2 separate regions of the Homo sapiens genome follow, and region 2 is linked to region 1. The links are chromatin loops, found by intact Hi-C in ENCODE. Cell type or tissue: sigmoid colon. All regions are shown on one strand. Links, peaks and the distances in the headings refer to the core of each region. The heading gives the core; the rest is flanking DNA. Region 1 has its middle 110 kb from the start of LINC00954. Region 2 has its middle 33 kb from the start of LINC00954.

Evidence for each region. Peaks named below come from ENCODE experiments on the same cell type or tissue, not always from the same donor. Only the 100,000 strongest peaks of a DNase experiment are listed, where the experiment ranks them.
Region 2: it touches region 1 in a loop (2.2-fold over the local background); 1 of 110 quality-filtered maps calls a loop at or near these places.

What each region holds. Positions count from the first base shown.
Region 1 is chr2:19,755,545-19,772,129 of GRCh38, reverse strand. No RefSeq gene overlaps it. Among named protein-coding and RNA genes, the nearest start is that of LINC00954, 110 kb to the left of the region's middle. In sigmoid colon, for the core only: no CTCF peak of the experiment used is centred there; a DNase peak (open chromatin) is centred at 8,718.
Region 2 is chr2:19,827,351-19,843,935 of GRCh38, reverse strand. No RefSeq gene overlaps it. Among named protein-coding and RNA genes, the nearest start is that of LINC00954, 33 kb to the left of the region's middle. In sigmoid colon, for the core only: no CTCF peak of the experiment used is centred there; a DNase peak (open chromatin) is centred at 7,735.

The DNA of each region.
Region 1 (16,585 bases), core at 6,326-11,325:
AGGAGAGAGAGAGAGACAAGAGCCAAAGATGCCAACAGGCCCATATATTTGTAGTCATCATTTTCCTGGATGACTAGACAAGTAGCCAGCCCCTTGAGAATGTGTCTTGGTCAGGGCAGTGGCTTCTCAGGTGAAGATGATATCTCTTGACTTTCTCAGGTAATGTGATCCATTTGGGATGTTAATACGGTGATGAACAATGCCAAGGCCACCCTCCAGCTGTTCTGCACTATGACTATGACTACGTCTTGCAGTGTCCTTTCTTCATATATTTGCTTATTCCACATTTTCTACCCGCAACACCTGGGTCTCTGCGATGTCACACATCATTCAAGCTCCACTGCAAGCTCCACTTCCTTTTTTGAAATAATTGATTGAGATAAAATTCACTCAATATAAAATTCCTCATTTTCAAGTGAGCAATTTTATGGCGTTGAGGACATTTATAACTTTGTCTACCTCTTTCTGGTCCCAAAACATTTATATTGCTCCAAAGCAAACCCCCTTATTCATTGTTGTGGGTTGAATTGCGTCCCCCCAGAATTCAGATGTTGAAGTCTCAACCCCCTGTAAATCAGAATGTGACCTTATTTGGAAATAGGGTCCTTTCAGATGTACTGAGTGAAAAAGAGGTCATTAGGATGGGCCTTAATCTAATGTGACTGGTGTCTTTATTCGAAGAGGAAAGCTGGATGCAGAGCCACGTACATAGGGAGAACAGCATGTGACAAGGCAGAGATCGAGGTGATACAACTGAAGGCAGGGACACCAAAGATTGTCAGCAAACCACCAGAAGCTGGGGAGAGGCATGGAACAGTTTATCCCTCACATCCCTCAGAAGGAACCAATCTTGCCGAGAACTCCATCTCAGACTTCTAGCTCCCAGAATTATAAGCCAATCAGTTCCTGCTGTGTAAGCTGCCCAGTTTGCAGGATTTTGTTATGGTAACCCTAGGAGATGAATATGCCCATTAAACAGTTTTTCCCATTCCCTCTGTGATGGTTAATTTTATGTGTCAACTTGGCTAAGCTATGGTACCTAGTCTTTGGTCAAACACCAGTTTAGATGTTGTTGTGAAGGTATTAGTTTAAGATCTGATGAACATTTAAATCAGTAGATTTTGAGTCAAGCAAATGGCCCTTTATAATGTGGGTGCGCATCATCCAATCAATCCAAGTAGAAGACCTTAACAGGAAAAAGACTGATGTACCCTGAGTGATATGGTTTGGTTCCTTGTCCCCATCCAAATCTCATCTCAAACTGTAATCTCCATAATCCCTGAGTGTCAAGGGAGAGACTTGGTAAGAGGTGACAGGATCATGAGAGTGGTTTCCCCCATGTTGTTCTTTTGATAGTGAGTGAGTTCTCACAAGAACTGATGGTTTTATAAGTGTTTGACAGTTCCTCCTTCTCACTCTCTCTCTTTCTGGCCACCTTGTGAAGAAGGTACTTGCTTTTCCTTTGCCTTCCACCATGATTGTGTTTCCTGAGGCCTCTCCTCAGCTATGTGGAACTGTGAGTCCGTAAAACCTTTTTTCTTTATAAATTACCCAGTCTCAGGAAAGTTCTTTACAGCTGTGTGAAAATGGACTAATACAACATGGAAGAGGAAATTCTGCCTCTGGACTGTCTTCAGATTGCAGTAACAACTTCTCACTGAATCACCAGCCTATCCTGCCCTGCAGATTCAGACTGGGGAGCACCAACAATCATGTGAGCCAATTTCTTAAAATAACTCTTGCTTCCCCCATATGTATACATATATATCTATATATATGTATAAAATAATTGGAGATACACACACACACACACACACACACACACACACACACACACACATACACACACACTGTTTCTCTGCAGAATCCAACTATTATACTCAATACCCCCAGCTCCTGGAAACCACCAATCCACCAATCTGTGTTGTGTCCTTATGGATTTATCTATTCTGGATATTTCACATTAATAGAGTCACACAATATGTGACTTTTCATGTCTGGTTTCTTTCACTTACCATAATGTTTTCTAGATTTGTCAGCATTATAGCATGTATCAGTACTTCATTTCTTTTTATGGCTGAATAATTGGTATATTCCATTGTAGGTATATGCCATAATTTCTTTATTCATTCCTCCATTGATGGACATTTAGGCTGTTTCCACCTTTTGGATGTGTGAATATGCTGCTATGAACATGTGTGTACATGTACTTATTTGAGCCCCTGTTTTTAATTCTTTTGGGTATACACCTAGGAATGGAATTGCAGTCATATGCCAATTCTATTTAACTTTTTGAGGAACTGTCAAACTGTTTTTTACAGCAGTTAAACTATTTTACATTCTCATCAGCAACATATGAGGGTTCCAATTTATCTACATCCTTGCAAATATGTTATTTTTCATCTTTTGATTATTGCCACCCAGTGGTTGGGAAGTAGTACCTCATCATGATTTTGGTTTGCATTTATCTAATGACTAAGATGTTGAACATCTTTTCATGTGTGTTTGGCCATTTGTATATCTTCTTTAGAGGAATGCCTATTCAAGTCCATTGCCCATTTTTATTTGAGTTGTTTGTCTTTTTGAGCCTTATCAGATACATGATTTGTAAATATATCCTCTTATTCTGTAGGTTTTTCTTTTACTTTCTTGATAATGTTCTTTTTTTGATCCACAACTTTTTTTTTTATTTTGACGAGGTCTAATGTATTTGTTTTTTCTTTTGTTGCTTATTCTTAGATATCTAAGCATAACTAAGAATCCATTGCCAAATCCACAGTCACGAAGATTTACCCCTATGTTTTCTTCAAAGAATTTTGTAGGTTTAGGTCTTATATATAAGTCATTGATCCACTTTGAGTTAATTTTTGTACGTGGTATAAGGTAGGGTCTAACGTGATTCATTTGCATGTGGATATTCAGTTGTTTCAGAGCCATTTGTTGGAGTGAGTATTCTTTCTCCATTGAATGGTCTTAAAACTGTTGTTAAAAATAAAAGTTAGTGATAGAATTATAGGGTTATTTCTGGATTCCCAATTCTATTCTGTAAGTCTATGTGTCTATCCTTATGCCAGTGCCACCCTGTCTTGATTACTATAGTTTTATAGTAAGTTTTGAAATAGGCAAGTGTCAGTCCTCCTACTGTCTTCTTTTTCAAGACAGTTTTGACTATTTGGAGCCCCTTGAAATTTCATATGAATTTAAGGATTGAATTTTCCATTATGCACAAAAGGCCATTGGAATTTTGATGGGGATTGTATTGAATATGTAGACTTCTTTGAGTAGTATTGACACTTTGACAGTATTACATCTTCTGAACCATGAGCACAGGATATCTTTCCATTTACTTAGGTCTCCTTTAATTTCTTACAGCAATGCTTTGTAGTTTTCTGTGTACAAGTCTTTTACCTCCTTTGTCAAGTTTGTTCCTAGGTATTCTATTCTTTTGGATACTATTATAAATGAATTATTTCCTTAATTTCCATTTCAGATTGTTCATTGCTGGTGTACAGAAACACAGTCAATTTTTGTGGGTTGATTTTGTCTCCTGCAACTTTACTGAATTTATATACTAGCTCTAATAGCTTTTTGTGAAATCTTTGGGATTTTTCTTTGCATGAGATCATATAATCTATGGAAAAAGAGAGTTTTATTTCTTTTATTCCAATTTGGATGCCTTTTATTCATTTTTTTCTTGCCTATTTTCTCTAGGTAGAAATTCCAGTATGATGTTGACTAGCAGTGGTGAAAGTGGGCATTCTTGTCTCATTCCTAAGACTGAAATTTTTCAGTCTTTCACCACTAAACATAATGTTAACAGTGAGTTTTTAATAAATGATATTTATTATGTTGGAGAAGTTCCCCTCTATTCTTAGCTTTCTGCATTTTTTTTAATAAGAAAAGGGTGTTGGATTTTGTCAAATGCCTTTTGTGCATCAATGGAGGCGACTGTGGTCTTATTCTTCCTTCTAATAATGTGGTGCCTTACATTTTCTAATTTTCTTATGTTGAGCCATTCCTTGCATTCCTGGGATAAATCCCACTTAGTCATGGTATTTACTCCTTTTTAATGTGCTGCTGTGTTCAATTTACTAGTGTGTTGTTGAATATTTTTCATCTGTATTCATAAGAGATATTGTTATGTGATTTTCTTTTCATGTGATGTCTATATCTGGCTTTGGTACCAGGGAAATGCTGGCCTCATAGAATTAGTTAGGTAGCATTCCTTCCTCTTCTATTTTTTGGAAGACTTCGAGAAGAATTGGTGTTAATTTCACTATAAATATTTGGTAAAATTCACCAGTGAAGTTATCCGGCCCAGGGATTTTCTTTGTTGGAAGGTTTTTGATTACTGATTCAATCTCTCTCTCTCTCTCTTTTTGAGATTTGTGTTTCTCTTCTTGATGTCTTGCCAACTTTATTCGTCAAAAGTAGATTGAGAAAGTGATAGTGGCCAGGCTTGGTGGCTCATGCCTGTAATCCCAGCACTTTGGGAGGCCAAGGTGGGTGGCCACCCTTTGCAGGGCAGCAGGTAGGATTGTGGTCCATGGCTCTCACCTCAGCACACATTGCAGTGAAGGATACAGTCTGGTGTGGGCTGGGCACTCAAAATGGTACCATGCTGCTGCTGCTTAAGATTTAGGGGTTTGTGTGATCCAATGTAAGCTCTCTTTCTGGAGAAATACCTCCTTGTAGTTTCCTGGGAGCTCTCTGTGTTGGTCTCAGGTTCTGCTAGGGTCAAAGAGCTCTCCCCTGGCTATGGACACCTGGGTGCGGGTTGAGGTGAGTGTCTCTCATTTACCGTTTTCCCACAATCAGAAGTCTCCCAGCTCCCAGCTGATCCTGGCCAAGCAGGTTGCCTCACTTTCCTCTCCTTCCTTGCTTTACATGTTTCCTGTCACTTCCCTGTTGTATTCCAGTGCCCTCTCTTGGGTGATCTATTCCAACTGTAATTGTCTACTCACTATTTCAGTTCTTCCTAGTGAAGGAAGTGAGTAAGAGATGCCTGTAATCAACCATCTTGAAAGCCCTCTCAATCTCTTGTTATAGGTCTGTTCAGATTTTCTGCTTTTTCTTGAGTGAGTTTTGGTAATTTGTGTATTTCTAGGAATTTGTCCACTTCATCCAGGTTATTTAATTTGTTGGCATACAATTGCTCATAGTATTCTTATAATCTTTTCTATTTTGTTAGGGTTGATGGCCATGTTCTTACTTTCATTTCTGATTTTATTTGCATCTTCTCTCTTTTTTTATTAGTCTATCTAAAGGTTTGTCAATTTTGTTGATCTTTTCAAAGAACCAACTTTTGCTTTTATTGATTCTCTCTATTTTTCTATTTATTTCTGCTCTGCTAATCCTTTGGCTAGCTATAGATTTGATTTGCTCATCTTTTTCTAGTTCCTTAAGGTGTAAAGTTAGCTTACTCATTTGAGATTTTTTTCTTTTCTAATATAGGTGTTATCAATTTTCTTCTGAGCACTGCCCCATTGTATCCCATGTTTTGATATGTTGTGCTTTCCCCCCGTTCATCTCTATGCATACTCTAATTTCCATTGGGATTTCTTCTTTGATCCATTGCTTGTTTAAAGATATATTGTTTCCATATTTTGGATATTGTCATTTGCCACAACATGGGTGGTCCTGGAGGACATTATGCTCAGTGAAATAAGCTATACACAGGAAGAAAAATATTGCATGATCCCCACTTATATGTGGACTCTAAAAAAAGTCAAATATATACATAGACTAAAACAGTGGTTATCAGGGTAAAGCAGGGAGTGGTGGGGGAAAGAAATGGGGAGATATAAGTCAAAGGATGTAGGATGAAGAAGCTGAAAAATTGAATGTGCAACATGAGGACTATGGTTGATAATACTGTATCGTATTTAGGGTTTTTGCTAAATGAGTAGATTACAGATGCTCTTGCCATAGAGAGGAAAATGGGTGACTGTAGGAGATGATGGACATATTAGTATGTTTCACTATAGCATCCATTTTACTATATATATATGCATCTTATAACATCATGTTGTATTATATATGCATAATACAATTCATTTTAAAAGGAGTATATTCTTTAATTTCCACATATTTGTGGACTTTCTAGATTTTATTCTCTTATTGATTTCTAGATTTATTCCTTTGTGGTAAGAAGAATCATCATTTGTATGATTTCAATATTTTTAAATTTATTGAGGCTCATTTTGTGGCCTAACATGAGTTCTATCCTTGAGAATGTTCCATGTGCATTTGAGAAGAATGTGCATTCATTCTGCTAATTTTGGGTGGAGTGTTCTGTATTAATGTTATATCTACCCAGCATCTTCATTAATCAATAGGATTGACTTCTAATGCCAAAATGGAAACTCTAAGCTGGTCTTTCCTACCTTAGAGTAAGAGCTCACCCTTTCTCACTACTATGTCCATTCGAGGCTCCAGTCTCAGCCTGGATTCCCACTCCTGAGCAACTGTGCTTTGAGAAACAGATCTTGGTGCTCTTACATATTGTTAAAGTTTCCTATTTTTATATTGATCCTTCTGTCTAGGTATTCTATCCATTACTGAAAATAAGGTATTGAAAATTATCTATTTTTATAGAACTGTTTATTTCACCTTTCAAATATGGGAGCTCTAATGTTTGGTGCATACATGTTTATAAGTGTTACTTTTTTTTTTTTTTTTTGAGACAAAGTCTTGCTGTGTTGCCCAGGCTGGAGTGCAGTAGTGCAATCTCAGGTCACCACAACCTCCGTCTCCCTGCTGGGATTACAGGCGTGAGCCATCATATTTTTTGATGAATTGACACTTAATATGTAATGTCCTTTTTTGTCTCTTGTCACAATTGGCCTTATAACTAGATTACCTTCCTGTTACCCTTAATAGAGTGCCAGTGACTTTAGAGATAGATCTAATACCCCCACTCCACCCCCAGGCCCTCCACTGGACACTGCTCATGGTATGCATCTAGAAATGTTGACCAGTTAACTGGACTCTTATGCTTAGTCATATCCCGTGGATCAGCCCCCACATGGCCTTGAGTGAGTTGCTGAGAGAGACAGCACAGCTGCCTATTCCTTTGACCAACCGCAACGCAGGTTTCCATTTACTTTGTGTTCATTTCGGTATGGATCCAGTTCCCTTGAAATGAAATGGGACTTGCAAGGAATTCTTTGTTCTTGCTTTGTAGAAAGAGGCAGAACAGAGAAGACATGTACTTCAGGGGAGTTTTGTGATACTTTTCTTGTCCCAGCTTCTTGTCCTATTCTGTTTCTCTGCAGTCTTTCTTTCCAGAGAAAGTTTGACTCAAAAGATGGTTGGATGTTGGGCTCTGGTTGAGCCTGAGGCTCTTGGCTTCCAGAGTGAGCCCAGCAGCCCTTGTGCTGGCTTGGTGTCTGTAATAGTAAGTTTGTTTAATGAACAAAAAACATAATGACTTTAATTAGGTTTTAGTGTAAATAATGAGCAAGATTACAGAGCAGGTTCTTTTGTCACTCTTATGGAATTTATGGTTGTTTGAAAAGTCAACACTGACTTCTAGCCACTTCTGTCCTCATTTCTTGGTCAACCCAGCATCTTCATTAATCAATAGGGTTGACTTTTGATGACTGAGTGGAAACTCTGAGCTGGACTTTCCTACTTTGGAGTAAGCCCACCCTTCCTCACCCCCATGTCCATCTGGGGCTCCAGTCTTAGCCTAGATGCCCACTCCTGAGGGGCTGTGCTTTGAGAAGATACTGGGCAGGGGTGAATAGAGGGCCAGCAATGTTGGAGGTAGTGGTCCATTCAATGAAAGACAGGCTGGGGAGTTCTGGCCTTCCACCCAGAGCCCGATTCCATCCTGTGCTGAATATCTACTATATTTCAGGTACTGTGCTGCTCACAAAATCCCCAAAGGCTAGAGGGGCTCATAGCAGGCCAGATCAAACCTGCTTCAGAGAAACTGAGAAGGACAAAGGCCAAAAACAAGCACTCATATAAGATCTGGCATATGCCAATAGCCTAAGGCCTCCCATAGGCCAAGACAGAGTCCACAGCCATTTGGGCAATGGGTGCAAAGTGGGCTTTGTGGGATGAGCTGGGGAGGAGCTGAAGTTGCTCTTTGGGTGATCAAGCCTTCTCTATACCCTAAAGGCTGAGATGCCAGTTTCCATGGTTTGTAAAGTTATTTTTTTTTCTAATCTGGTTCTCATTCCCTGTTGTCAGCATTTTATTTGCTAGCCTGGCATCTCCAGCTTCAAAGATACTACCCATGGACCAGTCTCCTATCCCAGGGACCAGCCCCCACATGGCTTAGAGATGCTGAGAAAGAGCACAGCTGCCCTATTTCTTTGACCAACCACAAAGCTGGTTTTCATTTACTGCCCTGAGAGAAACTTCCTGAAGACAGGGGCCTCTGTCTGTATCTGAACTTCTTGGGCAGTGAGTCCCTTTTTCCCTGACCACACCCTCCACTGTCCCTCATGAGAGACCTACCCACTTCCCTGAGCCCCTCCTGATGGTGCCCAATGCAGCTAGAGCTGGCCCAGCTTTCCCTGCCTGGGTCTCTACCAGGAGGTTGATGAGAGCTGTTCTGCCCATGGACTTGAGGGCCTCGTTTCCAGCTTCCAACACATGCTCTCTTTCCACTGGAGGAGAGGGCAGGTTCTGATAATCTTGTCCTCTCTTCCCAGGTGACTCAAGATTGGCCTCATGAGTAGGGCTCACCAGCCTCAGCTCTCTGGCACAGCCCCATGCTCACTGGAGCTGTGGTGTGGAGGGGCTTGAGTGTGCCTGATGGAGGGGCAGGCAGCACCCTAGTGTGTTCAGAGAGTAGCAGAAGCCTAGGCTGCTCTGGGCCCCACTGTGTGCTGCAGCCTGGTGGTCATAATGATTTCCCAGTTATTTATTGTCATAACATTAATCACTCTGAACTCACTTGGCATTAATGAGGACATAATGTGTACTTGGACAGGAATTTTTATTGTAGTGCAGCATTAACTAACTGGCCTATTATTTAAAGTGTTACCAGACCTGGTATGTACAAATGGTTTACTTTGCAGTCTCCAAGTGTTGAAACTTTGTATGGTTTGTGTCAAGAAAATAGGAATATGGAACACAAAGAAGGCAGGGGCTGAAGTAATGTGGGGCTGTCTTCTGGCTGTCAGGGATACAGAGTACACTCAAGAAGGGGGTGCCCACTGGTCAGCCTGGGCACCCACCTCTGCCCTGGGCCTCTGCTGGTCTAATTCGTATGTCTGGGCTGGATGCCGGATGTGAGAAGCTTGGGGTGGTATTGAGGTGCTTTCTGAGTTACCACCATGGGGACAAAGAGGAGCAGAATAACAGGATTTAGAATGTAAAAAGGCTGTAGCCTATGCTGAAGATCACGTGTTTTTCAGATTCTTCCTCGATTCTTCGTCAGTGGCAGCTGTAGCCCTTGTCCTCCTGCACCTGCCCATCTGTGGGTCTCCACTCTTCTCCACCATCAGCCTACCCTGTTGAGGCTTGGCCCTCACTGCCCACCCTTACTGAGCATCAGCTCTTGAGATGCTCTGAGCTTCCTGGCCTTTTCATGTGCTATTACCTTGTTTGGCTAATGTCTTTTCATCTTTTGAGATTTAACTCAGGCAACATACCCTTTATGAAGTTTCCTAGTTTCCCCCGCTCCAAAGGTTTATTTAGATGCCCTTTCTATGTGGACCCCTGTTAAGGGCCACACATGCACACATACTGGGGAAATGACTCAGATGAGTATGAGATAGTCCTTGCCAGTTTAGTGTGGAAGGCCAGCCAGCCACACACATCCACATCCACACACACACCCACACACACCTCAGTTAGCTAACAGGAATTTGGTGCATAAAATGCTTTAGAGATAAGGTGCTAAACTATGCAGTCCTTACAGCTAGAGAAGAGTAGACAAATGGACCACTAGGTTGATATTTAGAAAAGGGGAAAATTAGTCTGTACTGGACTTTGCAGAAGAGATAGGAAGTATGCACATCTGTGAGAACGTATTGAGGGGCATATTTGGCTTGGGGAGCAACTGAATGATAGCCCCATCCTGTCTCAATCTATCTGCTTTATGGTTTACAAAGTACTTCCATTTTATCTTCTTTGAACATCAAAACAACATGAGTAGATATGCAAAGAATACATTCGTCCCCATTTTTCAAATGAAAACACAACACAACATGAAACAAAAAAGGAGGCTCAGATAGGTTAACTAACTTAACCATGGCCCTCCCAGCTGACAGCCTGAAGCAGAGTGAGACTTCCTGCCATCATACAGGGATTGTTGGTGAATTACCAAGTTAAAGTTGATTTTTTTTTTTTTTTTTTTTTTTTTTTTTTTTTTTGTGATAGGGTCTTGTTCCACCACCCAGGCTGGAGTGCAGTGGGACAATCTCAGCTCACTGCAACCTCCACCTCCTGCGTTCAAGCATTTCTCCTGCCTCAGCCTCCCCAGTAGCTGGGATTACAGGTGCCTGCCACCATGCCCAGCTAATTTTTGTAATTTTAGTAGAGACGGGGTTTCACCATGTTGGCCAGGCTGGTCTTGAACTCCTGAGCTCAGGTGATCTGCCCGCCTCAGCCTCTCAAAATGTGTGAGCCACGGCGCCTGGCCAAAGTTGATTTTCGAATGCAAGAGTTATGCTTGCAGCTTTTACTCCACATTGACTTAAGCTGTGTTCTGAATGAAAAGAACATTGCATTGAGCTCAATGGTTCCATCGGAAGGTGAGAGATGAGAAGGAGTCAAATAATGTTAGTCGAAGTTGTCATTTGTGCCCATAGATGCTGACTGGTGAAATCCAGGAGGAGCTGAGGAATATACTGTCATTTGTGTACAGTGAGTAAACAGAGCCTCCTTTAGAAAAAAACAAGTTGCAGGTGACACATTTTTTTTTCTAAGAAGACACATAGCAGCCATTCAAATGCCAGCATTAAGGGATCAGGGAAAATTCACAGGAGTAGAAGATTGAATCATTGAGTGTGTATAGTGAGTGGTATAAAAGAAAATGAGGATTTTAAAGAAGAATTCACATGTAATAAGGTTTTCCATTTGCTGCATTGCATTCTCCAGTTCAAGTTAATCCATAGACTAACCATATATGGATAACCAAGGCTAATTAGAAGTAGTAGTCATGTGATCCAAGAACAAGTGTACTGGGAAGAGAAGGAAAGGAAGTACGAATGTGCAGAGCTACAATGGCAAATATGTCTTTGACTCAATGAACAACACTCATTGGTGATTTGTACCTACCCCACATCAGTTGCTGTATACATTTTTGAATGAATAAATGTGTAATGAATGTGTCTACAGCTCTGCTCTTGGACTATGACCTATGCTTCCACATTATAACATTATAACAAACACATGGCTTTGGTGTTTTCCTTTTGATTTTGACTGGCACTGTACCCAGTGGTCTCTTTATTACTTCCTGCTGCCCCTTAAGAGTCAAGGCATAAACCTTGTTTTTACCCCTAACTCAGCTGTGAGGCATTCCTAGAAGCCAGCTAAGCCTGGCAGGTGTGGAGTGGGGTGAGCTGAGGATGTGCCAGCCTGTCTTTGGGAAGATAGCTCGTGGATTGGCAGGAGGTACAGATGTAGTGTCAGACAGGTCTGTCTCAGTGGAAAAAGGACTCCTGGCAGTAATCAGGTCTCACAGAGAAACTTCCAGGGGCCTGAGAGAAGGCCAGAGCCTCATCAAAATTGTCACTCAGAAAGAGTAGGGCTTCAGTCCTTGTGGAGTCTTCTCAGCAAACCAAGCTTAAGATCTATGTTAGGGTAAGTAATGTTAGTGTTTGCATGGTTATAATGAACAAATCCCCAAATCTCAGTGGCTTAATGTAGCAGAAAGCTTATTTCCCACTCACGCGTAGTCCAATATGATGTTCCTGATGTCTTTCCAGGTGGCATTAGATATGTTCATTTAGGGACATTGGCTCCTTCCGTCTGTGGTTTTGCCTTACCCTGGGGCTGTGGATTGCTGTGCCAGGTTTCTGTGTCTGGCTGACAGATGGGGGAAAAGGAGAATGACACATGGAAGGTTTTAATGGACCAGACCTAGGAATGGAGCGCAGCACTTCTGCCCACAATCCATGGGCCAGCACTCAAAGACGTGGCCACGCCTCACTGCAGAGGAAGCTGGTGTATGGTCTGTGTGCCCAACAGGAAAAGAAAATGTATTTAATGAATCAGTCTCTGCCATGCCTTGCATAGACTGTAAATAGTCATAACTACCTACTATGTGCCAGGCATTATGCTGATCTCTGTATACAATTTATCTGTATCCTGATGGATATTTGAAATCATGGGCCCACCCAGACCCACAGGATACTGGGCTTAGGTTAGAATGACCTCTCCTTTTGATGGGGTATATGGGGTTTCATACACAGCCTATACAGCCTAATCTACTTCTTTTTTTCTTTTTTTTCTTTTTTTTGAGACAGTGTCTTACTCTGTGGCCAGGCTAGAGTGCCATGGCACCATCTTGGCTCACTGCAACCTCCACTTCCCAGGTTCAAGCGATTGTCCTGCTCAGCCTCCTGAGTAGCTGAGACTACAGGCACACACCACCACACCCAGCTAATTTTTGTATTTTTAGTAGAGGCGGGGTTTCACCGTGTTGGCCAGGCAGGTCTTGATCTCCTGACCTCATGATCTGCCCGCCTCAGCCTCCCAAAGTGCTGGGATTACAGGCATGAGCCACCACACCCGTCCCTAACCTGCTTCTTATTGGTTAGGGCCTAGGCTTGTCAACCTGAAGTTGGATGGTTTTTAGGGCTTTGAGTGCCTGTAGACTGATAGGAGCTGGATGGAGAACTGGGGGATCAGAGGGTCTAACATCATTGGCCTTGAACCATTGCTGCTGGTCCAGCTTCTCACCAAGCCCTTTCTCCAGGTTTAATGGTTCACCTGGGAATGTGGTATGTTTGGGATTTCATCATAAAGAGCCATTGGCCAGACTTTGGGTACCAGGTTATCACTGAGTGACACCCTCCGAGGTCTTTTTTTATTCACTGTCTTTCCTTTCTCTGCTCCTGTGTTCCTTTTTTCTCATTGTTTCTCCTAATTTCCTTTTATTTTCCTCCTAATTGTCATTGTGGACAGGTCTGCTGGTAAGTTGAAAGAGTTTATCCAAGCTGACATTCTGTTTATAATTCCTAATTTACATTCCAGCTTTAGCTTTTGTTTCTTGACTGTGGCCAGTGTGTTCTCTGTGTTTTCTTTTCGTCTCTTGACCGTGGCCAGTGTGTTCTCTGCGTGCTTGGCATTGGGTTGTGCAGAGTGAAGAAAGCAAAGGTCGGGCCTTCAATGGGTGACATGTTGATGAAACCCAGGTCTCAACATGACAGATATGTGGACACCACATAAGAGTGTTTACTTGTTTACTCATTACCTGCAAGTAGCAGCATCCTTATCATGTTCGTGGAAAACACCCAGGAGTTTGGGGCATGCAGGAGTAGGGAGCTGGGGGCTTTTTCCCCAGTTAGGCATGTACCTCCCCCTGTTAGGAGCAGCCCCTTCTTTATTGTTAATCATGCCTTTGTTTAAAATGCCTCCAAATTATGATGGGCTGGGGCCTGGAATGCACACAATAGCATTCTCTTCCTAGTTCTGTGCAACTTTGGGCAAGCCAGTATTTTTCTTTTGACCTCAAGTTCACCAACTGTATAGTAAAGAAATTGGAAAAGATGTTATTTGAAGTTTCTTTCAGCTCTGAAATCCAAGAATCTTAATTTTCTTTAATAATTTATGTAGCTCTCTTTTCACACAGGGAGGCAGTATGGTAAGATGGAAATGGTGTGTTTTCTAAGCCTCAGTTTTTTCACCCTTAAAATGGGGGTAAGATCTATTACTTTGTAGGAATTTGTGAAGATCAAATGAGACAATATATATGAGGTGTTTAACATGATCCCTGACTTGCGGGGGCTAATTCAAGACATGTCTGTTGCCCCTTTCACCCCAGAGTTAAGTATGGCCCATGGCTCTCTGGGACAGCTCAGCCAATCCTCCAAATAGACAGAGAAACCACATGTCACAGATGGTGAATCAGGCATGTGAGGCAGTGGCCCAAACTCAGGCACCTGGAGCCACCCACATTAAACCAAGCGTCCTGGGAAGACAAGAGGTGTTGTTTCTGGGGCTGGCACCTGGCTTTGCCCTTTGGAGCACAGGGAATAAAAACCCTATTAGGCCACAGAGAGGGCAGGCTCTCCATGTAGCAACACATGCAAATGTGTTTGTCATTAGGCTGTTCATGCCAATAATCCATATCTTTTCCTCTTTCCTTTGTTGTGTTTTTTTTTCTGATGGCCAGAGGCCATACAAAACACACTGTCTCATAAGCTTCAACGGCCCATTCTGCCTTCCCAAGCCGGAGTGGGGGCTACTCCCTAGGGTTCTGGCAGTTCCCGAGTCTTTGTGAAATTGAGCTGGGACTTGTGTGCTGGTCTCTTGGCCAGCAGTGTCATCCACTTATCCCTTCACCAAACACATAATGGCCTATGCACACTCCCAAATACCAGCACTAGACCCATGCAAGGAGGGTACCCAGAGTGCCGGCTGGGGAGGCCCTCAGATGCAGGATGCCCAGGCAGGCCATTGGTTTCCGAGGACAAATGAGTGGGATCCCTTCCACTTAGCCTGGCACTGACAGTCCTCCATGGGAGGCCCCATCTTCCTTCTCCTGCTTCTTCCCTGTAGTTCCCCTATCCAAAATATCTGATCCTCTGACCCCAAGCTTGCAACACCAATCTCCATGCCCGTAATGTAGATTCACTGGTACTTCACAAGTACCAACCAGTGCCTTTGCTGGGCATGCCACTAAGAAAGATGTCAATCATCTTCCCTATTCCTGCTCCACTTCCTCAAGGCTAGTCCTTGTGTCTGAGGCTCAGTCTGGCTGCACCTAAGCATTATTTTCCTGACTGTTCCAGTCCATGGTGACTTTCAGCCCTCTTCTGACCCCTGGTTACATTGCCTGCTCCATCACTTCCTCACAAGGCCACCTGAAAGTGTTATTCATTCATTTATGTACAAGCAACTGGTTTATTAAAGAATCTCTGCTTGATGAGGTTTACCATCATAATGATTTTTAATTTTTTTCCAATCATCACTTTCAGTGAAACCATCCCAAATCTCCTATTCATACTACCTAGTAGCTCCCTTAACAATATCTAGCCCAGATTCCATAATTTTTTAGTTACATTTGTTTACTAGAATTATCTTATTTGGTGATTTGACTTATTCCTAATAACTAATTAACCCATTTATTCTCCAATTTGATTCACAGCCCTTTTCTCTCCACCCACCAATGTCTAGCTTTGCTCTCTACTCTGGTGGCATTGAAAGAAAATGTGCTTTGTGTACGTGCATGTGTGAGCGTGCATGGTGGCATTTAGTCCCTCAGGTATGGTAGGGTGGAGTGAAGAGACCCTAAAGAGGGCAAGCATCCTCCTTCCCTGGATGAGGTTGTGGTCTTCTTCTAGGATGACTATAACTGCCCTTCTGTAGTTATAACTATAACTACAGTTTCCATGAGGAAGTGTGGTAGCTCCAGTGTGTCCTACTGACAAGGGCTCCTTCCCTTGAGACCCCACTGGTACTGGAGGTTCCTTGGAGATTGGGCCAGCCCTTCTGCCTGTTCCCATGTGGTGGTATCAGGCTACACCCCCTTTATTGTATGTCTTTCTGTCACCTGTACTGAGCAGTTCTCAAACTCATCTGCTCTCTACAGCCAAATGGCAAGCATCTTTTGTACCTCTTGGAACCTGAAAAGTCAGGAAGATAGTTCTAGTCCCTCTTTTCTCACATTTTCCCACCGCAGCAGTTCTCCCCAGGTTCCTTTCTCCTTGCTTAGGTAACAATGGGGCAGGTCAACAAACCTGATACTAAAGCAGATATCAAACAAGTGAACGAAATACAAGTCTCTTATTCTTGGACATACCACTGTATTAGGTTCTTGGGGCTTCCTTAAGATGGTACCTCAAACTGGGGGCCTTGGAATAACCAAAATTCATTATCTCACAGTTCTGGAGCTCCAACCTGCTCAGAACAGTGTTAAAACAACCATATCCCTAATGATATTAGCTTTCTTTTATAGAGTTCCTACGGGCAGAGCCTTCCATTTCTGATTGATTTTGATTCTTATGAAATTTGTGTCAGGGATGATTATGTCTCACATTGTGGCTGTCCCACTGTTACCCTTGGTCTACTTTGTGCGCCTATGGAGCCTGCTGTGTTCTCCAGATCCTGTATAGATCCACATCCTACAGGCAGTGAATTGGTTTGATGGGATTGATGGCTTAGCTAAATTGTTTCAGCATCACTGGAGCCAGTTTTAAGGAGCAGGTCAGTTTGGAAGGATTAAGGAATTATATGTGATTAAAAAAGTTTCCAAAATGAGAAGCCCCCAGATGACACTGTCTGAGAAACAGGAGCCAGTGGCCAGTTTCTATTCATTTTTCAAACTGAGATGAAGACAAGCATTTTACTGGCTTTTAATTTAATACCAGTGAGGCCTCCCACATCAATCAAGGCTTCCTCTGCATGTGACCTGGGAGGGCTTCTGATTTGAGAGGCAATTCTGAGAGGTGCT
Region 2 (16,585 bases), core at 4,816-9,815, 73 kb before region 1:
AAATTGTTCCTGAACATATAAGACACCCACTGGTGAAATCTTCACTAAGAAATAAGAGAGAGAGACTTGGAGGGGTGCTGAGTCCATGTGCAGTGCATGGAAGCTAAGAGCCTCCATTGTGCTGTTGTTAATGTGACCAGATGTCAACCCATGGGCTGGTGGGGACTGAGAGGGTATTGAAATACAATAGGGTTGCATCTACTTGGTAACTTTTGCTCTCCAGGGAGAGAAATCCCAGCACAAACCAGGGTAAGCAAAAAGAGAACTTATCAACTCACTTCTCTTAAAAGGCAGAGGTTGGGCTGGTTTCAGGTGGCACTTCACTCAGTCAATGTCACCAGGGTCTAGCCTCTCTCTCGTCTCTCCCTCTTCCTCACCTTCAACTCCACTTCCTCTGGATTGACTCCATTTGGAGGCCAGATCCGTCTCTCAGGGTACTAAATGGCAGCCTTAGCTCCCAACCTGATATTCCCTCAGATTCAAGTCCAGCAGGAAATATTAATAGCAGCGGTCTCTTTCCCAGAAAATTCTGCCAGTGTCTCATTGCCTCTCATTATTTCTGACTGAGTCCCAAATTAATTGTTGTGACTGGGGAGCTGTGATAATCTAGTTGGTTTTTAGGCTTACATTATAGGCTCCAGCCCTAATTATGGTGAGAAGCTCCACCAAAACCTAGGATCTAAGAGTGGAGGAGAGAATACATTTATCAGCAGAAGGGTGAGTAGATCCTCAGAGGCAAAGGCCACAGGAGTCTCTCTCAGAGACCTTTAGCACTCAGCAAGCTGCCCACACCTCAGAGCCACTTTCACATTCTCTGTTCATCGTCATGGACACTGTAACTGCTATGAGGTGATTCAACACTTGGTTCCAGTGGGAAAAGGAATGACCATTAAAGAATGCCAAAAACTATTGCTGGAGATAGATGTATAGAGAAACTGGGTGGGTTAAGAAAATGAGCGTTTGAAGTTTTGGACAAATTAGAAGAAGGAATGTTGAATTCAGCAGGGACTCACTCCAATGGTGTAAATGAATTTACCAGGAGTTCTATAAGAAAACACCAGGCATCTCCTGAAACCATTTTAACAGCTTCTCTAATGGTTCAAAATGGCTCCCCAAATGAGAGAAAACTAATGGAAGTTGGAAAAACAGTTACCTGTGATTCAAGAGAAAGCCTGGATCTGGTACAAACATTTGAATTTCCTTGACTCTATAGTTCATAGACATCTAAGAGTGCATCGCTTATGGAAGTTAAGGGCCCACCCTTCTTTCTGCCTTTTCTGCTGCAGAAGCAGTCTTGGTATCACACAGGAACGTAGGAGACTGTGATTTTTGCATGTCCAGCACCTCGTTTTTCTACTTCAACAAGCAGCACCCCAGCTCTCCTTTGGGCGAAATCCCCTTCCCCCATGCTCATTTCATGCAGTTCAGGTGGGACCAGCAACCGACCCCCACCCACCTGTAAGCTGCTCCAGAGTGAACGTGTGACCCAGGGCTGGCCGATCTGCTTATTCCATCTCCCTGGTCACAGTAATTGGTTCAAGAATGGGCAGATGGCTCAAGTCAGTGAATCAGAATCAATCATGGAACTTCTATTGGAGCTATGAGGAAAGGGCCATGAGGGTGCTAAGCTGGTAGGATGTTCACTGAGAGCCACTGGTGGAAGCATTGCTACTTCAGACAGAGCCTGAGAATGAAGGCGACACAGAGACAAGCAGCGCCAAAGTTTGGTGAGAGATACGGTCCTGTCCACAGCTTCTGAGGGCCTGAATCAGCCATGCCTGAATTTAGACCTATCCCTAGAATTTTCAGATACAGTGAGTTCTGTGTGTGGGTTTCTCCTTCTCCTCCCTTTCCCCTCCCCTCCCCTCCCTCCTTCCCTTCCTTTCCTTTCCCTTCCCTTTCCTTCCCTTCCCTTCCCTTCCTTCTTTTTCCTCTTACCCACTCTTATTCTTCTTTCCTTCCCTCCTTTTTCCTCTTCTTCTCCCTTTTTTTCTTCTTCCTCCTCCTCCTTCAGCCAGTTTGATTCATTCATTTAATAGATATTCACTGAGTGACCATTATGTGTACCCTTCAGTGTTTTTTCCAGACCATCAAATGTGACTTGGAAGTAATACAACATTTGTTATTTATGAAGACTTTTTTCATCCATTCGCTCATTATACCCCTCCTAGCAAACTGATAAAGTGTGTTACTTAGAACTCTGGCTACAAGTGACAGAGATCCAGAACCCCTGTCTTGGGCTGGAGGGAGAGACAGTCACCATACCATTCCCTGGTATGGTTCCCATTCCCCTCCTTACACTATCTGTCTCCCCAGGAGTCTCTGCATCCCTTCACTCCTAAAAAGCTTCCGTGTATACCAGCTCATTTAAACAGATTCCAAGAGCAATGACCAGACTTCTACTCATGTGGCCAGAAAGACTGTGAATTCCAGCTTGGCTTTAGTTGGGTCACCCTATGATGTTATGCTGTTATTTGATGCAATGACAGTGCACCACCACTCCCCTTGGCCCTGTCCATTTTGTGCACCGCTGTCTTGGGTATGCTCTTGCTTCCAATCCCCAGCACTTGGAGCCTGCAGCTCTTCTTTGAAGGACTTCCCTCATACCCTTGGGCTACTGGTGCTGCTTTACTTTGCATAGAAGCCAGAAATGAGTGGGCAGTTACCTCTCCCCTGGACCAGTGACTGTGAGGGGAGGGGTTATGAAAGCCTTTGCTGAAGGTTTGTCAATCCTGAGGAGTCTTACAGCAGGATCGGACTCAGAGTGTCCTCTGTGGGTCTCTGCCTACGATCAAACTCACTTTCTTTCTTTCCTTCTCTGTTCTTACCAGTTTCTCCCAGTTAGACTTCCTTAAGAAATCACTTGAATGCAAACTCTCATTTCAGGGCCTATTTTGGGGAATCTGACCCAAGAACCCAGGCTTTCTCCAGCTCTGTGGGACAAGGAGAATGCTTGCTTCTCTAAGTGTGGTCTGTGATGGTCTACAGATTTCACAGACAAGCCACAATCTGTTCTTTGTCATCTAGCCCCTGTTCTGGCTTGACCTAGGGGAGGTCAAGCAGTTAGCAGGGGAATCTGGTCTGGACTGTGCCATGTCAGGGACCTAAACTTGTGATCTCTCTGCCACTTCAGTTGTTTGTTCTACCTTCTGTTAGGCTGATCCAGCATCTTTGGCCACAACAAGATCCACCTGGCTCCTGTGACTACATCTGTGTTTCTGTCTGTGCCACCTGATTGATTAGAGGAGTCCCTTGGTCACCATGGGGGGTAGGGGGGAGGCTTCATGTCCCTTTAGAACTGGCTAGGCCAGTCTGTCTTCTGGACTGGGCTATGCCTTTTGATTTAGTCCCAACACTGAGCAAAGTAGACCCCAGTTAGGGTCAGCAGCTGTAGTTTTGTAAGATTTCTGCAACAATATGGCTTTAGATTATTTTGAACTAAGGAAGCTGTAATGGCCCATTCCTTTCCATAAGGCCTCCTGGAGCAGCTCTTATGGGCTTGCTGGTAGAAGGCAAAATCCCTTGAATGGACCTGGATTCTTGTATTGTCTCAACCACGACTTCTCTGAGGGGGTTTTGAAAGGCCCCTTCTTGGGGCCTCAGTTTCCTCCTCTGTAAAATGGGAGGGTCAGACTTGATGTTTTTAGAACATCTTTCCAGTATAGGCAGCCTGTCTCTGGCTAAGGAAAGTCTGCTGAATGTGAAGGATCTTCTAAGTATAGAACCTTGGCATTCAGAGGTATACATGGTGGACCCAGAGGAAGGGGTCCCTGAGTTGGCAATTGATAAGGCAGCTGTGGCATGAGTTTTGTCAAGAAGGAGAAACTCTGCTCTAGTAGGGGGAGTGAGGAATGCAGATAAATGGACTGGGAATTTTGAAGCCACAAATTAGTGTTGAAAGAAGCATCAGATTCAAACTTGGGGGCGCAGGGGAGGCTTCCTGGAGGAAACAATGGTTCCATTTAAAGTGATCAAAGTTCATTAAGCTGGATCTTGGAGTGAGTTATGGGTAGTGAAAAGTGACGATTATCAGAGGAGAGGATGTAGAAGCAAGCAAGAACCAGATCATGCTGGGCTTTGTAAAAATCATCTTACAAAAAATTTTGGGCTTTATGCTAAGAGCATTGTTTTAAACAGTAGAATGACATGATCTAGTTGGTGTTTCAGGAAGATTGCTCTGGCTGTGGTGTAGAGAATCGACTGGAGGGGCCACACCAGAGGCAGGGAGGCCACATGGGAGGATGTGGCTGAGATGAGCAGGATGAAGGCAGCATGAGCTGGGGTAAGGGTGGTGTGGGTGGAGAGAAGGGGGCGGATGCTAGACAGCTAGGAGGGACCACGGAGGGAGTTGCTTTCAGTTTTTGATTGGATTGCGGGGGTGAAGGGAAAGAATGAGTTAAAGATGACTACCCAGAATCAGATTCGGGCAACCGGGTAGACAGAGGCACCAATTACTGAGATCCGAATCATTGCATCAGGAGCACGCTAGAGACTTGGGGATGTGATGGGTATCTGGAAATCTCAGGTGGGACATCTGAGTGAAGAGCTGGATAGCTGGTCTTCTATTTGAGGAGAGATCTTAACAGGAGATATTGACTTGAGAATTATCAACATATAAGTTAATTTCAGCCATGGAGTAGGTGGTATAGATCAGAGAGGGGGGTTCTGATAAGAAGAAGAAAGTCTTAAGACACCCTTAATCATCTCAAGGCCACAGCACTTAAGAGCTTGGCAGAGGATAAACAGGTCACAATGGAGAATGAGAAGGAGCACTTGAAAAGGTGGAAAATGAAAACAAATAGGAAAAGAAAAAGATAAAATGAAAAAGAAAAAAATTTGAAAAGGAGGAAAATGAGAAGATGATGGTGTCATAGAAATAAATGTTCCTAAGTGTTTTGAGAAGAAAGGAGTGGTTGATTATGTCAGTTGTGGATGGAGTCTCAGAAGTGCCAATATCATTTAGCAATTGATAAGAATATTTTCAAGGAAGTGGTGGTGGCAGAAGTTAAGTTGGATGGCCTAAGGAGTAGATGGGAATTGGGAAGTGAAGATAACCATTTTAGGAAGTCTGACTAAGTAGCCATGAGCAATCCCTATCATGAAGATTGTGGTCTTGAAAACTTGTTTTCCATTAAAACAAATCAAGGCTTCTAGGAGAAATGGCTAATTCTGGGTCTGGAACAGTAAACATGAGATAAATCTGGAATGTCTTGTCATACCAGATAGTAAGGAAGCTGTCGAAGACCAAGGGGTCTGTGTTAAAGGGGCCAGGAGCCAATTTGAAGAGGCTTCTACTGGCAAAACATAGGAATCCATGAGTTTACAATAATACTTAAAAAAAAAAAAAACCCAAAACTACTTGGCCACATTGGAAGGATAAGAAACAAATTGATTATCTTGACAACTGGATAAAGATAAGGAAAGAACCAAGCATTTATTCTGCCTTTTCTATACCAACTGTGTACCACCATGTAACCAAATTATGAGAGAGGAGGCATCTTTTCTAGAAATATTCAAGCTAGAAAAGAACATAACAGGATTAGGAGGCATTGAACATTCTTGGGTACAAACATGGCACAAAGTCAACCAGACATTAAATGCTTCCTGATGAAAGAAACACCATCACCTATAGTCTTGCTAAATGGATCAAATCTGAGTCTGATCAAGCCACTAGACTCAGCTACCAATTTACAGGAACACAGAAGAACACGAGTGCAACATGAATGTTCAATCAACCAAATCCAGAGACCATGAGAAACCCTACAGGTCACCAATTTACAGGAACACAGAAGAACACGAGTGCAACATGAGTGTTCAATCAGCCAAATCCAGAGACCATGAGAAACCCTACAGTTCACATGATGGTTCTTTTACCAATACACTGTTAAAAAAAAGGGATCATGAAGAAACATGTAGATAATAAATACTTACAGGATATATCAAATAAGCAATGGGCAAGAGTAAACTGTAGTGCCTATGGATGCACTTTTGGTGGTGTAGCTACAAAAACACACAAGAAAGTGACCACTCTGAACATCGGAAGAGTGGTTCCTTCTTGGGGAAGGCGAAGTTATGATTGGAATGGAGCACCAGGGGCTTCTAACTGGAAAAATGCAATTTTTTGAACACGTTGACAAGGTTGTTCATTCAGCTATACATTTCTACTGGTTTTCTGTATCTGTGTTTTATTCTAGAATAAAAAATGTTAACAATGTCTGGCTATGAACTGAAGAAATGAGTTTGAGGAGGTTTGGGGTGGAATCTGGGGAAGAGGAAGGCTGCTTTGTTTTTGTTTGCTTAAAGTCGGGGCAGACTGGAGCACGTTTAAGCATTGATGGCAAAGAGCCAATACCAAGACAGAGGAGCTAGAGACAGCCCATGATCAAGAGATGAGACACTGAAGGTGAAAGTGATAGGAGAAAGAACACAAGGAAGGATTAGCCTCAGGCAAAAAAATAAAAAAGAAACTTTCTCCACTTTTAGCAGAAGTGAGAAAGGAAGGGGGCAGAGGGGACAACTGGTAGGCTTGCTGGTAAGCTGCTGACAAGTGTCTCATCCAGTGGCTGCCATCATTTCTGTAAAGTGGGGATGAGTTTGTCTCCTGGGACTGAGAGCTGAAAGAGCGTGGGGACAGAGTCAAGGATTTGAGAGTGGAGAACATTTGCACTAGCTCCTCGGGAAAATGAAAGCAGTGTGGAATAAGCTGGTGACCAGGCATTTGTAGTGACTCCAAACCTAGGGGTGAGTTAATTTCTTCAGTAGGATTTAGCCACCTGATTTAGGCATATGGAACTGGAGAGTCCAAATGATCCTGGGTTGCAGTTTTGTGAGATGGTTGCAGAGGGACATCAAGGGGACAAGGGTTTGATCTGAGAATATTGATGAGAAGGATTAAGTTGCATTATGTGTGGGCTATTTAAGAGTATATGGGTCTGATTTAACTTCAATATTTAATCTTTTAATCAGAAGAAAACCCTGGAATCTCGGGTGGGTGGGGCAAAAAGTAAAGACTTAGAAGGAAGGAAGGGAGAGAGGGAGAAAGAAAGAAATCAGGGCTGGTGGTGCCTGTGAGGTGGAAGAATTCACAAAGGAGGAGCATATTTATATAGTGAGAATGCATTCAGGTGAGTGAGCTGGAGGGATGAGAGGCTGTGGTTGGAAACTAGGGTGACTGAATTTAAGATTTTGGATGTAGAAAAGTACAGATAAAGACAAAGCCTAGGGTGTAACAACAGGAATGACAGTTACAGTGAGGAGGAGGTGGAGATCGCTGCTGATGAGAGGCTAAAAGAAGTAGAAGAAGCCCGGTGCTGTCTAGGTCATTCTTGGAACTGTTGAGGTCACCCAGGGACTTTGGTTGGTAGAGATAATTGTTAGCCAGATCCTGGAGTTTTTAATGAATGAAGAGAATGTCCAGGAGGTTGGCAGACAGCAGTGATATGGAATGGTCGTGGGTAGTATTTCTTGACAGTATGAGCCTCTAAAGAGCCAGGATTTGCACGAACAGGGTGAAGAAGTGTAGGTCTGGAAGAGCATGAGAGGTCAGAGAAGGTCTGCTTCCCCCTCTTGACCTTTGCCAGCTTCCTCTTGAGGAGGCAGCAGGTGAAGCAGTGTTCTTGGGGGTGGGGAACCATGTGCTGCATGACCGTTCCCAGGTGGCCATGGCCTTGAGACTAGACACACTTTTTGGATAGCAAGGCTAGCCAAGTGTGGTCAGCCCTTTGAACATCTGCCGAGGATACACTGTTCCCAGCACCTGCCTGACATCTCCTCTATGCTCGTGCCGATGGCCAGGCCTCCAGAAGTCCCTGTACAATGTTACTACATGTTTGATGTCCCTGAAAGAAGAGGGAACACATAATCATGATTTTAAAATAAACAGCAGAAGACAAAGTATTTTGGTTCTTGGCTCTACCCTATGCTGGTGAAGTCATCTTTTCGAGTGGGCTCTGGCCACTGTGTACTTGGAGGCCTTTGAGGTTTGGCAATGATTGGGCTTTTTTGGCAGAGGACTGGGCCTGTTCACAGATGACAGCCTCCATTTACCATAGTCAAAACTAGGCTCGGGCAAGACTGCAAGCTGGCAGAGGCCCACCCTGGGCTTATCCCTTGCTGGTCTGTCTGTCTCCGTCTTCCTGTGTTTTCTGTCTTTTTGGGATGGCACACAGCAACTCCATTGTTAACCAGAGAGACCCTTCAATGGGCTTGTCATCCAACACAGGCCAGACTTATGCTGGTGCTTGGTGGTTCTTAAGGATTATTCATACAAATGCAAAAAGGCAGAGGGCTAAATTCCAGTGCTAAAGCTAAAGCTTTGAATGTACATCAGCTTAAAAAGGCAGGAACCTTGGAAGGGAGATGATCATACAGACGGCTCCCATCATGCTTTAGTGAGAGTTTTGGGAGCCAAAGGGAAGAGGCTGAGAAGGAGAAAAGTATAGAGACCAGAGGTACCATGCCACCAGAACATGTATAACCACCATCTTTACTCTCCCCAGAGCTTAGATTACTGCTCCTGGAGGGAAGGTTGCATTATGCGTGGGCTATTTAGGAGTATATGGGTCTGATTTAACTTCAATATTTAATCTTTTAATCAGAAGAAAATCTCCTGCAGGTTCCTAATATGTAAGTTGTATTTAATAAAGCTGAAAAGCATCTGCCCTGTAAAAATACTATTAATATTTAAAGCCAAATGAGAAACTGGGAAAGATATTTGCATGATTTATGGCAGAGTTAATCAGCCCAATATACACAAGGCGATTACAAAGCAAAAGGAGAAAGAACAACCCACATAGACTAATGGAAAATTAAATAGGTAATTTACAAAAGAGGAAGTGAAGTGGTCAGGAACATGTAAAAAAGATGTTCAACATCACTAATGATGAAAAATGCTAATTAAACATGAAATATCATATTTTGCCTAATGGCGAAGGTAAACAGATTGGGTAAAAAAAAAAAAAAAATCAGTATTAGCTAAGGTCTTGAGAAGTGCTTATTTAATGGCAGTGTAAATTAGTTCAACCTATTTGTAAGGCAGTATGACAAGTACCAAAATATAAATGCCCATATCCTTTGACCCAGCAACCTGCTTTGAAAAAGTTACCCTAAAAAGGAAACTCTTCCAGTGGGGAAATTTATATGAGAATGTACTAGAATATTTATGAATTTCTGATTAATGAAAAACTGGAAAAAAACCCTAAATGTTTAAACAAGGGGGCTAGTTAAATTATAGCTCATACGACAGAGGAAAACTATGCATTCATCAAAAAATGATAAAGTATCTTCAAATCCATTGGGAGATAAAGAGATAGTCATTATTGTTTTTGAGTGGGGAAAACCCCAGACCTACTTAGATTATGTAACCACATTCTAGGTGGACCTTGCCTCACTGTGGGTATATCCATTGGCTTATAACAACCATGCTAGGATGTCAGGGTCCAGGTGAGCAGCCAGTTAGTCGAATTTTTAGGAAGATTAGTGTCTTCTCAGAACTCCAGAAAGAAAGGGGAAGCTGGAAGGTGTTGAACTCCAGTGCACCTGTAGCAGATGAAGTTCTGACCCAGGTGAGTGGTGATATGGTTTGAATTTGTGTCCCTGCCCAAAGTCCCCAGTGTTGGAGGAGGGGACTGGTGGGAGGTGACTGGATCATGGGGGCAGACATCCCCTTGCTGTTCTCATAATAGTGAATGAGTTCACTATTATGACCTCGTTGTTTAAAAGTGTGTAGCACCTCCCCCTTCTCTCTCTTCCTCCTTCTTGGGCCACGTAAGACATGCTTGCTTCCCCTTTGCCTTCCACCGTGATTGTAAGTATCCTGACACCTTCCCAGCCATGCTTCCTGCACAGCCTGTGGAACTGTGAGCAAACTAAACCTCTTCTTTATAAATTACCCAGTCTCAGGTAGTTCTTTATAGCAATGTGAGAATGGACTCATACAAGTGGGATTAGAAAGCTCTGGTCCTTGGCCTAGTACATCTATTGTGGGAGCAAGCACCAAGTGTGTATCCTGTGTCCTAGCTTGGTGACTTTGGAAATATGACTGTTTTCAACACCTTAGGGTCAATTTTTGAAAAATCTCTCTCCTACTGTGAATATATCCCTGCCTTAGGGGCACTAAGCACAGATGGGGCTAAGAGCACAGTCTCTGGAGCCAAGCTACCAAGGTCCTCATGCTGGCTTTGTCACTTACTATTCATGGGGACTTGGATAGGTTATTTCACCTTCCTTTACCTGGGCTTATTCTCCTCTAAAATGGGAGGAGAGCAAAATAGTCCACGTCTTGTAGGGATTGAATGAGTTAATATATGTAAAGCACTAAGAACAGTGGCTGGCACATCTTAAGTGCTGTATTAAATGTTTCTATTATTACTTTTTGCCATTTTAAAAATCTTTCTTTTTTTAATTAATTTATTTTTTTATTATTATACTTTAAGTTTTAGGGTACATGTGCACATTGTGCAGGTTAGTTACATATGTGTACATGTGCCATGCTGGTGCGCTGCACCCACTAACTCGTCATCTAGCATTAGGTATATCTCCCAATGCTATCCCTCCCCCCTCCCCCTACCCCACGACAGTCCCCAGAGTGTGATATTCCCCTTCCTGTGTCCATGTGATCCCATTGTTCAATTCCCACCTATGAGTGAGAATATGCGGTGTTTGGTTTTTTGTTCTTGTGATAGTTTACTGAGAATGATGATTTCCAATTTCATCCATGTCCCTACAACGGACATGAACTCATCATTTTTTATGGCTGCATAGTATTCCATGGTGTATATGTGCCACATTTTCTTAAACCAGTCTATCATTGTTGGACATTTGGGTTGGTTCCAAGTCTTTGCTATTGTGAATAATGCCGCAATAAACATACGTGTGCATGTGTCTTTATAGCAGCATGATTTATAGTCCTTTGGGTATATACCCAATAATGGGATGGCTGGGTCAAATGGTATTTCCAGTTCTAGATCCCTGAGGAATCGCCACACTGACTTCCACAATGGTTGAACTAGTTTACAGTCCCCCCAACAGTGTAAAAGTGTTCCTATTTCTCCACATCCTCTCCAGCACCTGTTGTTTCCTGACTTTTTAATGATTGCCATTCTAACTGGTGTGAGATGGTATCTCATTGTGGTTTTGATTTGCATTTCTCTGATGGCCAGTGATGGTGAGCATTTTTTCATGTGTTTTTTGGCTGCATAAATGTCTTCTTTTGAGAAGTGTCTGTTCATGTCCTTCGCCCACTTTTTGATGGGGTTGTTTGTTTTTTTCTTGTAAATTTGTTTGAGTTCATTGTAGATTCTAGATATCAGCCCTTTGTCAGATGAGTAGGTTGCGAAAATTTTCTCCCATTTTGTAGGTTGCCTGTTCACTCTGATGGCTATCTATGACAAACCCACAGCCAATATCATACTGAATGGGCAAAAACTGGAAGCATTCCCTTTGAAAACTGGCACAAGACAGGGATGCCCTCTCTCACCACTCCTATTCAACATAGTGTTGGAAGTTCTGGCCAGGGCAATTAGGCAGGAGAAGGAAATAAAGGGTGTTCAATTAGGAAAAGAGGAAGTCAAATTGTCCCTGTTTGCAGACGACATGATTGTATATCTAGAAAACCCCATTGTCTCAGCCCAAAATATCCTTAAGCTGATAAGCAACTTCAGCAAAGTCTCAGGATACAAAATCAAGGTACAAAAATCACAAGCATTCTTATACACCAACAACAGACAAACAGAGAGCCAAATCATGAGTGAACTCCCATTCACAATTGCTTCAAACAGAATAAAATACCTAGGAATCCAACTTACAAGGGATGAGAAGGACCTCTTCAAGGAGAACTACAAACCACTGCTCAAGGAAATAAAAGAGGATACAAACAAATGGAAGAACATTCCATGCTCATGGGTAGGAAGAATCAATATCGTGAAAATGGCCATACTGCCCAAGGTAATTTACAGATTCAATGCCATCCCCATCAAGCTACCAATGCCTTTCTTCACAGAATTGGAAAAAACTACTTTAAAGTTCATATGGAACCAAAAAAGAGCCCGCATCGCCAAGTCAATCCTAAGCCAAAAGAACAAAGCTGGAGGCATCACACTACCTGACTTCAAACTATACTACAAGGCTACAGTAACCAAAACAGCATGGTACTGGTACCAAAACAGAGATATAGATCAATGGAACAGAACAGAGCCCTCAGAAATAACGCCGCATATCTACAACTATCTGATCTTTGACAAACCTGAGAAAAACAAGCAATGGGGAAAGGATTCCCTATTTAATAAATGGTGCTGGGAAAACTGGCTAGCCATATGTAGAAAGCTGAAACTGGATCCCTTCCTTAAAAATCTTTCTTTTAACTGACCATAAAACGCTTTTTTTTTTTTTGAGATGGGGTCTTGTTCTGACATCCAGGCTGCAGTGCAGTGGCGCCTTCTCGGCTCACTGCAATGTCCATCCCTCAGGTTCAACCATTCTCCTGCCTCAGCCTCCCCAGTATCTGGGATTAAATGTGTGCACTACCACGCCAGGCTGATTTTTTTGTATTTTTAGTGGGGACAGGGTTTCAGCATATTGGTCAGGCTGGCCTCAAACTCCTGACCTCAAGTGGTCCGCCTGCCTCAGCCTTCCAAACTGCTGAGATTACAGGAGTGAGCCACTGTACCCTGACAAAGCATTCCATTTTGGACAGTATATTTTTAAAGAAGGATTTGAATTATTTCTCTTTAAAGTGAAAACTATGTGCATTCTCTAATACTTTTCTACTTCTTCAACCCTGAATATTAAAAAAGAATAAGCTTTTAGAGTGTATAGACACTTTCTTTTCTGTGGGTCAGAGTTTAGCTTTCATTGTCATCCAGTTCTCATCCATCCTCTCACTGCCATCACATGCCAGCAGCATTTGATGCAGCTGATCACTGTCTCTTACTGAAAATCCTGTTCTTTACTTGGCTTCCAGGACAGCAGTCTCTCAGCTCTCATACTGATTGGTCTTATAGGATCTTGGCTGTCCCCTCTCATCTTTGGATTTTTAGGCATTGTAATGTTTGTCTTCTCAATCCAACCTAATTTCCTCAAGCATCTCACCTAGTCTCATCGTTCTAACACCCTCTGTAGGTAGGATGATCCTGTGTCCTGGTTTGCTTGGGAGAGTTCTGGTTTTTGCCCAATGCTGGGCATAATTGGCCCCACCTTTCAGTCTCAGCAAAAGTCCCAGTTTGAAAGCTAAGTTATATGATCACCCTATCGGTAGGCTGATGGCTCCTCAAATTTACCTTCCCAAAACCTGGTCCCCTGAACCCATACTTGCATATTCAGCTGTCTATGATCTCCACTTGAATCTCACAAGGGACAAGTCCAAAATGTACCTTTGGATTTTCTATTTCAAACATGCACTTCCTACATTTTTTTTTTTTTTTTTTTTGAGACAGAGTTTCGCTCTGTCACCCAGGTTAGAATGCAGTGGTGCGATCTCGGCTCACTGTAAGCTCCACCTCCCCGGTTCATGCCATTCTCCTGCCTCAGTCTCCCGAGTAGCTGGGACTACAGGCACTCGCCACTGCACCTGGCTGATTTTTTTGTATTTTTAGTAGGGATGGGGTTTCACCGTGTTAGCCAGGATGTTCTCGATCTCCTGACCTTGTGATCCACCCGCCTCGGCCTCCCAAAGTGCTGGGATTACAGGCGTGAGCCACTGTGCCCCGCCTACAGTTTTAAATGTACTTTTTTCTTCTGGCTGCTCAGGTAAACTCTTCAACTTTTTTTTTTTTTTTCTCAGACCCCATACTCCAAGTCTTATGGGCTGTGTCTTTGGTGTGTTTTTAGAACACAAAGAATACTTTTCCCCAGAGCTTCTGGGCCCCTCTAGTGCCATCACTGACCTCTCTCTTTAGGTGTTATGAAGCCTCTGTCTCCCACCCCATTCCTATCCTTGGTGCCCTAAACTTTATCCTCTTCATAGTAACAGAGAGATCTTTTTAAAATATCTAGGTCATGGCATGCTCCTGTGGTTTTGCATAATGCACACAGGTAAATCCCCAATCCTTGCATGACTGGGGTCCCTGAGACATTCCCCCTCTGCTGTCATTTACTCTTCCTCTTGCTCACCTCCCTGCACTCTGGCAACACTAGTCTTTACACTGTTTCTCAAACTGGCACACTCATGCCTCAGGACCCTGGTACCTGCTATTCCCTCTGTCTGTAATTCTCATCTCTGATTAACATACATAGCTCATTCTCTCATTTTCCTCAGGCTTCTGCTCAATGTTTTTTTTTTTTTTTTTCCCTTATCAATTAGGCTTTTGGCCAGGTGCAGTGGCTCACACCTGTAATCCCAGCACTTTGGGAGGCCAAGGCAGGAGGATCGCTTAAGCCCAGGAGTTCAGACCAGACCAGCCAGGGCATTACAGTGAGACTCTGCCTCTAAAAAAAAAATTAAAAAAATTAGCTGGCCATGGTGGCACATGCCTGTAGTCCTAGCTACTTGGGAGGCTGGGGTGGGAGGACTCCTTGAGCACAGGAGTTTGCAGCTGAAGTGACCTGTGATCGTGCCACTGCACTCCAGCTTGGGCAACAGAGTGAGACCTTGTCTTAAATCAATAAATAAGGCTTTCACTATTATATAAAACAGTCTTCCTGCATTACTCTCTTCTCCCTTACCAAGTTTTATTTTTTTCATAGCAATTATTAGCACTTGATATATTGTAGAATAATTTGTCTTTTTATTGGCTGCTTCTCTAAGTAGGACCTAAACTTCATGAGGTCAGGACTTTAACTGTTGTATCTCCAGTGCATGGAATGTATTAGGTATTCATTAGAATTTATTCAATAGATTTTGAAAGTACATGCCAAGCACATAATGTCTTTTTTGGATACTTTTTAAGGCTTTCAGTTAACCTAAGCAGTGCAATTTACATAAGCAGAACATTTTTAAATGTTCGTTGAGAAGTTTTTGCAATACTGATGTCAAATTTGTTCCTAAGTATGTTTCTTTTTGACATAATTATAAAAGAAGCTGTTTCTTTAATTTCATTTTCCAATTGTTCAATGTTGCTACCTAGAAATACAATGGATTATATGTATTGACATATCCTCTGACATTGCTAATCTCACATATTCTAGTAGTTTTATTATCAATATTAAGTTTTGATAATTAAACGATCAGGTCACCTGTGAAAAGGAAAAACTTTTACTTTTCCCTTTCCAGTCTTTATGCCTTTTATTTCTTTTCTGTATTGAACTGGTGAGGACCTCCAGTATGATGTTAAATAGAAGTGTTGAAAATGGGACATCCTTGTCTTGTGACCAGTAGTAAGGGAGAAGTGTTCAGTGTTTCACCGTTAAGTATGGCACTGGTAGATTTTTTTTGTAGCTGCCCTTTATCAGACTGAACAAGTTTTTCTTTGATTCCCCATACACTGTGTGTGTATTATCTTAAAACCTTAAGTGAATTTTGAATGCTGACAAATGCTTTTTCTCTACATTTTGAGATAATCACGTGGTTTTTCTCTTTTATTCTGTTAGTATGGTGAATTTCTTTGATTTTCAAATACTAAATCAATCTTGCATTCCTATAATAAGCCCACTGGTTCACAGTGAATGATTCTTTTCATATATGGATGAACTCTATTTGCTAGTATTTTGTTAAGGATTTTTGCATTTGTGTTAATGGAGAATTTTCTCGTAATTTTTTTTCAGGCTTTGATATATCAGAGTATGCTAGACTCATTAAAAGAGCTGGCAAATGTTCCTTTCTCTATTTTCTGAAAGAGTTTACTTGTGATTGATGTTATTTCTTGCTTAAACATTTGATCAAATTCAGCGGTGGAATCTTGAGCTTGAAGGTTTTCTTTCTGGGAATGTTTCTGATACCAAATTCAATTTCTTTGCTATGTATAAGGCTATTCAAATTTTCTGTTTCACCTGTGTCAGTTTTGGCAAGTTGTGCTTTTCAAGGAATTTGCCCATTTCATGTAAGCTGGCAAACTTATTAATGAACCATTGTGCATAATATTCCATTATTATCCTTTTGATATCTGTAGGGTTTGTAGCACTATCGGCTCTTTCAAATCTGATATTAGTAATTTGTATTTTCTTTTTTTCTTGATCCTTCCTGTGAGAAGTTTATCAATTCTATTCATCTTCTCAAAGATCTAATTTTCAGTGTACTATTTCTATTTCCTATTCAATTGATTTCTGTTCTTTTATTATTTCTATCCTTCTATCTACTTTGGGTTTAATTTGCTCTTTTTTTCTAGCTTAAAGTGAAACCTTAAAACACTGATTCTATACCTTTCTTCCTTTCTCATGTAAGCTAAGAAATTTCATCTGAACACTCTAACTGCATCTCACAAATTTTGATACGTTGTGTTTTCATTTTTATTCAATTCAAAATATTTTCTAGTTTCCCTTTTGAATTCTTTGAAACTTATTTAGTATTTGTTTAATTTCCAAATGGTTGGGGGCACTTCTAGCTTTCACATTAATATTGATTCCAATGTAATTTGTTGTGGTTAAAGAACATACTCCATAATATTTTAATATTTTGAAATGTATTTAGACCTGTCATGGTCCAGCATATGGTGAA